Regions from separate parts of the Homo sapiens genome. Here region 1 is linked to region 2. A link is a contact called in ENCODE Hi-C data. All regions are on one chromosome and are shown on one strand. Each heading gives the region's core, a stretch centred on a gene start or an enhancer-like site at or near the end of the contact. The rest is flanking DNA. Distances are from core to core; before and after follow the strand shown.

Region 1 (3,928 bases), core at 8-2,507, 43 kb after region 2:
TAACAAGGCCCTAAGGTGAATAAAAGCTAGGTTTCCACTCACCGGAGCTCTCTGCTCCTCCTTTCAAAAGCCTACCACTCTACTTCATTTGTTTTTCTTTTAAGTGAGGAAATTGCTTATGGAGTTAACTGTTGCCAGTGAAAGCAACAAGTTGCCTCTCCCCTCCTCTACTCTTAAGAAACACCTTGTTTCCCTCCCTCTCTTCCTTCCTTCTTTTAAAATAAATAAGTTATGCATAGCTGGAGCGTGCATGCAATGCTCAGGCGTGGTCCTGGTATAGCCAATAGCGTCATATTCAGCCCTGTTTAATTCCCACTGTCTTGGGTCTAGAATTTAGGCTTTTGAGAAATCTTTATTGAATTAATGAAAACTCAAAGACCACGATTCTGCATTCCCCCAAATCCTGAAGTGCAGTAGGAGCCCATGCAGGGCTTGGGACGGGCTTTTTGCCTCAGCAGCCAGGACAGCCTCTGCATCCGTGACCACCTCCCCGCCCCCCTCGCATTCCCCCCCATCCCCTGGTGATATCCTTCTAGCGCAGGCTCGTGCTCTGGAGGCGGGGTGGGGCCGGGATTCTGCAGCTGTAACCAACTCCCCCGCTGGGGGCATGGGGCTGGTCCCTGGGGCGCACAGAGAAGTTGTGACAGATAATTGACGTGATCGGGAGGGGCGTCCAGGCAGACCTCATGTGACTTCTAAAACCAACCCACAAATCTGAAGCGTGGCTTGCGTGGTCAGCCGCCTGCCTGGCACCCGGTGAACAGTTTCTCCCGGACTCTCTGCATCTAGCCCCAAAGAATCTAAGATTCTTTGTCTAGAAAAGTGCCCTGGTCTTCCCTGGCACCCTTCGCGGTGGGTTTCCTTGACTCCGCATAAACTCCCGTTCCAGCCCAAATCAGAGGCGGTCGCAGCAGCCGTTCCTCGTCTCCATCAGCATCCGCGTTGCCATTTCCCCGTCCTGAGCTGTTGCTCATATCAAATGTCACTCGGGGATGACTAAGAGCCGATGTTGATGAGGAGCCTTCAGCGTTACGGTAAAGGAGCTCGTGCAAACTTAGACCCCAGTCATCTGACGGTCACGTGGGCGGGCGTCGCGGCCCAGGCCCCCGCCTCCTCCGTCCTCCGCGATTCGGACATGACACGGTCCTCCGCGAAGGGCAGGCGTTACATAAACCCGGCGAGCTCACACCGTGCGGCGGGGAGCAGCGCGAACGCTCGACCCGGACACCTCCCTTCCAGGTCCCGTTCCGTAGGCGGGGCCGCTCCCGAGGCACAAGGAGGCCTGCGCGGCGCCCGAGGTGTCCGGATCCCAAAACAGGACCCCAGGAGTTTCTCACACTCAGGACTGGCCCCTAGTTGTCAATCCAGAAAAGGCATCCTCCGTCCTAGATCCAGCCTGTATTTCACGGAAAGCGTTTCCTCCCCCATCCCCAAAGCCGGCAGGGGTGGGGCGGAGAGGGGAGGCCCGGGGAGACTGACTCTATTATATAAACTTGTAATTGGCTCCGGTTCCTGCGGCTCGGGCGGCACTGCAGGACGTTTCCAACCAGATGGGTTGTGAGGCCCCGCGGCTTCCTCCTCTTCTTCCCTCCCCCTCCGCGCCCGTCCCCTGGCCAGCCAAGCCCCACCCTTCTGCCTTCCCAAGGCTACCAGAATTTCCCTGTCTTTCCAGTCCTCCCCTGCACAGGAGATGGCACCCAGAAAAGAAATGCATGATGATTTGAAAATGGTATTCCATTGTTAAACGAATGTATTCCCAGTCTGCTAGTCCTGGCTCCAGCTGACTCTTAGAATCAATCACCTCAGTAACTCAAATGTTCCAAGCTGGGAATCAGTCATCTCAGACCGGCATTCTCAAATGAGCTGGGCGTAGGGGGGTTGTCAAAACTCAGAGCGCTGAGCCCGACGCCCAGAATTATGTTCGATCGCTCTAGATTGGGCCCCAGAAATGTGTATTTCTTTCTTTCTTTTTAGAGGCAGGGTCTCCTTCTGTCGCCCAGGCTGGAGTCCAGTGGTGGAGTCATGGCTCACTGCAGCCTCCACCTCCTGGGCTCAAGCCATCCTCCTGCCTCGGCCTCCCTCATTATAGACATGAGCCACCACACCCAGCGAGGAAGGTGCATTTCTACAAGTTATCAAGTGATGCTGATGCTGTGGAATAGTATACACAGGAGCAGGGTGGTGGTTTATATAATTCTCCTTCCATTAAAAAGGTTTGCAAAACAAATTAATAGTGTGAACAGAATGTCAGGAAGACCAGCCTCCTCTCAGGGATTCTCTGGCAGTTTAGAAGTGAGAGGTGACAGCGTGCTGGCAGCCCTCACAGCCCTTGCTCGCTCTCGGCGCCTCCTCGGCCTTGGTGCCCACTCTGGCCACGCTTGAGGAGCCCTTCAGCCCGCCGCTGCACTGTGGGAGCCCCTTTCTGGGCTGGCCAAGGTCAGAGCCGGCTCCCTCAGCTTGCGGGGAGGTTTGGAGGGGGAGGCGCAGGCGGGAACCGGGGCTGCGGGAGGTGCTTGCGGGCCAGCGCGAGTTCTGGGTGGGCGTGGGCTTGGCGGGCCCGCACTCAGAGCGGCCAGCCGGCCCCACCGGCCCCAGGCAGTGAGGGGCTTAGCACATGGGCCAGCAGCTGCTGTGCTCGACTTCTCACCGGGCCTTAGCTGCCTCCCTGCAGGGCAGGGCTCGGGACCTGCAGCCCGCCATGCCTGAGACTCCACCCCGCCTGCCATGGGCTCCTGCATGGCGCGAGCCTCCCCGAAGAGTGCCACCCCCTGCTCCACAGCGCCCAGGCCCATCGACCACCCAACGGCTGAGGAGTACGGGCACACTGCACAGGACTGGCAGGCAGCTCCACCTGCGGCCTCCGTGCAGGATCCACTGGGTAAAGCCAGCTGGGCTCCTGAGTCTGGTGGGGATGGAGAACCTTTATGTCTAGCTAAGGGATTGTAAATACACCAATCAGCACTCTGTATCTAGCTCAAGGTTTGTAAACACACCAATCAGCACCCTGTGTCTAGCTCAGGGTTTGTGAATGCACCAATCAACACTGTATCTAGCTACTCTGGTGGGGACTTGGAGAACCTTTGTGTCCACACTCTGTATCTAGGTAATCTACTGGGGAGGTGGAGAACTTTTGTGTCTAGCTCGGGGATTGTAAATGCACCAATCAGCACCCTGTCAAAATGGACCAATCAGCTCTCTGTCAAAATGGACCAATCAGCTCTCTGTAAAATGGACCAATCGGCTCTCTGTAAAATGGACCAATCAGCAGCATGTGGGTGGGGCAGATAAGAGAAGAAACGCAGGCTGCGCGAGGTAGTAGTGGTAATCAGTGGGGTATGTTTCTAGGGTGTGCAAGGCTTTGGTCTTTCGCTCTTTGCAGTAAGTGTTGTTGCTGCTTTCTGTTTGGGTTCATGCTGCTTTTATGAGATGTAACACCGTGAAGGTGTGCAGCTTCATTCCTGAAGCCAGTGAGACCACAAACCCATCGGGAGAAACGAGCAACTCCAGACATGCCGCCTAAAGAGCTGTAACACTCACCGCGAAGGTCTGCAGCTTCCCTCCTGATGTAACAAGATCACGAACCCACCAGAAGGAAGAAACTCCGAACACATCCGAATATCAGAGGGGACAAACTCTGAACACGCCGCCTTTAAGAACTGTAACAACGGGAGGGTCCGTGGCTTCATTGTTGAAGTCAGACCAAGAACCCACCAATTCCGGACACAGAAGCACACATTTACAAACAACAAACATGTTCATTATAAATTGTAACATCTATACCTGTGCGTGATGAAGCAACTACAGGAAAACCTCCGATTAGTAACCAAGGTTTGCTCACTCCAGCAACTTGAAATTGAGCATTTTATAGCAGCAGGTGACTTCAGAGACTGGCCAAGCAAAAACCTCATCTAATAGGTGAGAAACAAAT
Region 2 (4,210 bases), core at 574-3,073:
CCCCATCCATTACTCTCCTGGAGTCTAAGTCGCCACTGCCCCGTTACAAATCCAAGAAATATGTAGTTCCATAAAAAAAGAACACAGTTAAACCAAAGTGACAGGCCATCTTCTCAAAAGCAAAACACACGTAGGAAAAAAAAATGCTGAAAAGTTCTGGCAGAGGACAGCACATAAACACATTCCAAGGCATTGCACGACTTTTGTGCAACATTGAACTGGCCAATAATATAAGGGGAGGGGAAAATACGCGAGTCGACACAGCAACTGTCACATCGCATTACTCAGGCTACCACTTCCATACAGATGTCTTCCTTAAAGACAAACACTTCCCCAGATGCCCCATGAACTTCAGCGCCTCTTTGCCACAGAGAAGGAAACATCTGGTTTGCAGTAGATTTGCATCAGCCTCCCTCTGTTTCTCAGGCCTTTCTTGCCTTAAGCAATTTTGTTTTCATGAGTCTAGATTTTAACCAGAGGAAGATGGAGCGAGGTGGGGTGCCTGGATCCAGAGGTACAGCTGAACTGCAAGGTTTTGGGGACAAAAAGAAACCCACGCTAAAGCTGTACATCTAGGAAAGGAGTCTTAAAATCACCAGCCGGACCAAGGCAGGCTTGGCACGTTTCTCGGGTTTGGGGGAAGCAAAAAGAGATGCAGACAGCTCCCCAAATGCGGTGGTAAAACCTTCAAGGTGCCTCCCAGAAGCAACCCACCCCCACCACACCAAGCCCAAGGCTCCGTCCTTGACACTCGAAATATTTTCCATGGAGCGTCCCTGTCTTCCAAATACCATTAGTCCCTTGGTAAGAAAGTGGGATGCTGTTTTCCCCTATATTTAAATCCAGCTCACAGTAAGTGCCATAAAGAGGGAAATCCCAAACTCTAGCCAACATGCACTTCCAAAACATTTCGCTGTCCTTGTGAGTAGCCAGCCCTTCAACTGGCACCTTTTAGGGCCCAACGAAAACAAATCTCTCTGTTCCTAGCACGGGGCTCCTTTAGGTTGTATGAGAAGTGGCTTGGGTCACTACTCAACCTGGGGGCCACCTAACACTGGCCAAACATCCGTGGCCACATGGGCACCTCAGCTGCCCAGAGACGCAGGTATTTAAATAAAGCCTGAGTTTCTGGCCAGAGCTCTTTTCCCTCAAACTGTCAAACCTACTTCAGCAGGGTTCTGCCAATGTGGAGGGTGGGATTTGACCTGCCTCGGACTGACGTTTCCCTTTGCATGATCCAGAAAGAAAGCACAGACTAAAATATAAAGACGCTATGTCCACATGCTCATGGCAGGCATATTTACAGGGTGCCTCCTAACCAGGTGGTCCCTGAAGCAGGCTCCGGGAAATCTCCACTCTGCATCCTTCGTGTTCATGAGTCTGCGGGGCCATCACACTTCAAAGCCAGAAAAATTGCAATCACCGCTCCACACGCCAAAACCCAGACTTCACTAGGTCAGCGAGCCTCTCCCCATCTCCCACCACCCCAGTTGTTTTTCATTCTTTTCACTAGATATACACAAACTGCCCTCATCCTGCTAGTCAGCACTGCACTGCACCCATCCATCCCACCAGAGGGCCCAGCCCCTCCCTTCAAGGCCCACCAGCAGAGACCAGGAGCTGCTCTAGCTGGGCCCCCTTCTAGGAGTCCCAAATTCACAATCCCCACCCGCTTCCAGCCCTCCATCCCTGACCCATCCCCAAAATCTGGGCAGCCTGCACAGCAGAGAGGAGCAGCTCAGACAGGACCTCCTGGCCCCAAAGAAGTTCCCTGAGGTTCCCTCCCAACCACCACCTGCCCCCGGCACAGCCCAGAGAGGGTCTGGCCACAGCCCCACCATGTCGCAATCTCCCGGCCCAGGACAGCCATGCGGAAGGCAGGCTACACCAAGGCTCTGGTTTCAGCTGAATGTTTGCCTTGGCCCCTGCTGTCCCTGTAGGCTATAACGGGCATGCTTTTCCAGGAAAAAATCATCATTTTTTGATTCTCTGCTTGTTTTTCTCCGGGTGCACATGCTGTGCAATCACCAAAAACTGTAAATCAATTAGCAGCCATTTGAAGGGTTAGTGCTATGCTTGGTCACAAAACGTCCTGGGAGTTGGCTGGAGGGATAGATGTTCTAATCAGGGAAGGCAACAACTGCAAACACTATTGCTTCAGCCTTCCTTCTCCCTCAGTGTCTTGATTTCTGTTTCTTAGCCCAGCTGCCTCCCCATCCCACATCTCCCCCATGGAGAGACCTAACTAATATTTACAAACACCCTCTGGGGATGCTGGCAACCCAACAGAGCCCAGAAGATCTAAGTGGCAGGACCCCTCCCTTCAGAGAGGTTATAATCTACCAAAGAAGGTCAACCACAGGCAATGACCAGGGCTAGGAATAGCAACAGGTGATAACTGCAAGGTGCTATGCCCCACAACGCAGACACGCCTACGGCACAGGTTCCCACCCAGGTGGAGGATCCAGGCCCAGACTCCTCCTCCCGCTGCCGAATCTTACTTCCCCCTGCTTTTGCTATTCCCCAGACCCTTCAGATGGGAGCTCAGGTTGACCTTGCCCTGTGCTTTTTCTCCTAGATAACCGAGCATGGCTGGTACCACCACCTAGCCACGCTGAAACCTTCCTCACCATTGCTTTCAATCCACTCCATGTGTCTCCAACCTGTGCCCCCTGCCAGGCAAGCCCCCAGCATCTCTGCCGAGGTTGCCAGCAGCCTCCCCAAGATTCACTGGCATGTCCTTCCTTCCAATCATGGGCAGGGCATTTTGCCAAGGACTGAAGATACAGAGCCAGGATCCCTGTCCCCACCCCATCCTCCATAACATCACCAGGCTTCTTTGGAAATCTCCGCTTCCTTTCAGCACTCCTTCTGCATGCCCCCCAGGCAGCCAAGGGCTGAGAGCAAGCAGGGAGGGCCTGTTGCTGCAGGTCCACAGCCCCTAGTGCTGGGGACAGAGCCAGCCTCTGTGAGAGCCAAGCGCGGGCACCACCACTGAGTCTGGACGCCAGGAGGCAGAGCCAGAGGTCCTGAGGAAATGGGCAGTGGGCGGTGGATAACTTATCTGGTTTCACACCCCCGTACCGGCTAGACTGCCACTTCCCTGCCAAGAACCAGGGAGGGCTCCCAACTGCTTCCAGCAATACCCAAGAGCCTCCTTACTCCAAAACCTTCTGCAGCACTGTGGCATCATATCTTTGTCATTTTACTCAATTATAATTTTTTTTTCCTTTTTCTAAAACATTTGATGACAAAAGTTTTCAAACATTTGTTACAGTGGACACCCACACACTCACCACCTAAATCTACCATGAATATTTTATCATCCTTACCTGTCTGCCTATCTATCTATACCTCTCCTATCATAGGTTTAATTTTAATTTTCGGGTCTTTACTCTTTAGTCTGTACATGCTGAAGCTAATCAGTTGTGAATTCCTGTTGCCACAGAGGTTTCCAGAAACTTAAATCATGAGTAGAAAGAAATTTTGTATTCATTTTTATATTATGGGTGTGGATTTTAATTTTATCTCATTTGGTTTTTTTACATGTAATTCCTCAATCCGTTTGGAGTTTATTTGGGTTGTTGTATAAGGCAAGGGTCTTGCCTTTGTTTATTTCCCAAACAGCTGCATTTGACTGCATATCAATTACAGTTTGCCATTTTTAATCAGCCTCTGGAACATTCTTTGCCTTGCCCTCTGATCATCTGACTCCTGGGCTTCATATGAAAAAATAAAATAAAATAAAAGTTGTCAGAAAGAGAGCTGATAAGAGGAAATCTTACAAGACAAATCAGCAAGTTTCCTGACAAGTACAACAGGAAGACTCCATCTGGAACTAAAGGTGTGGCCCAGGAGCTTGCAGAAAAGAGGCCCATTCAGAAAGGGTCAGATGTTACGAAGGTGTTACAGTGGGGGATGGACAAAGGTGCCTGTAACTGAGTGCAGAGCCCCAGGCCTGGCACAATCCTTAAAGAATAAGGTGGGGAAGACCAGAGCACTGAGTAAGCTCAGGCAGGCTGGGAAACTGCTCGTGAAAACAGGGTGAGGGGCCCGGGTAGGCTGGCTGGACTTGGAGAGAACCTTGAGGAAGAACACGCATTGGCCAGATGCTCTAATGGTCACAGAGGACCATATTCACTGGAAAGCCAACTGGTCCCCAAATTAGGAATGGCTTGGAAACTGGAAATAGTGGATTAGAGTATAAGGC

What was found. A loop is a pair of places that touch in the nucleus more often than their neighbours do. Pooled maps may share reads with other maps.
Region 1: a loop to region 2 is called in a map of ascending aorta, with 2.0 times the contacts of the local background. The contact joins two enhancer-like sites. A Hi-C loop is called at or near these places in 2 of 168 maps with a recorded cell type or tissue (ascending aorta and naive thymus-derived CD4-positive, alpha-beta T cell) and 7 of 50 pooled maps.

The regions. Positions count from the first base shown.
Region 1 is chr15:98,547,279-98,551,206 of GRCh38, forward strand. No RefSeq gene overlaps it. Among named protein-coding and RNA genes, the nearest start is that of IGF1R, 99 kb to the right of the region's middle. Within about 2 kb of position 1,258, at least 28 of the 41 ENCODE cell types and tissues checked have a DNase peak (open chromatin) inside an H3K27ac peak, as active enhancers do; they include ascending aorta, where a contact is called at or near this core.
Region 2 is chr15:98,503,873-98,508,082 of GRCh38, forward strand. It overlaps the pseudogene FAM169BP. Among named protein-coding and RNA genes, the nearest start is that of LINC02351, 85 kb to the left of the region's middle. Within about 2 kb of position 1,824, at least 3 of the 41 ENCODE cell types and tissues checked have a DNase peak (open chromatin) inside an H3K27ac peak, as active enhancers do; they include ascending aorta, where a contact is called at or near this core.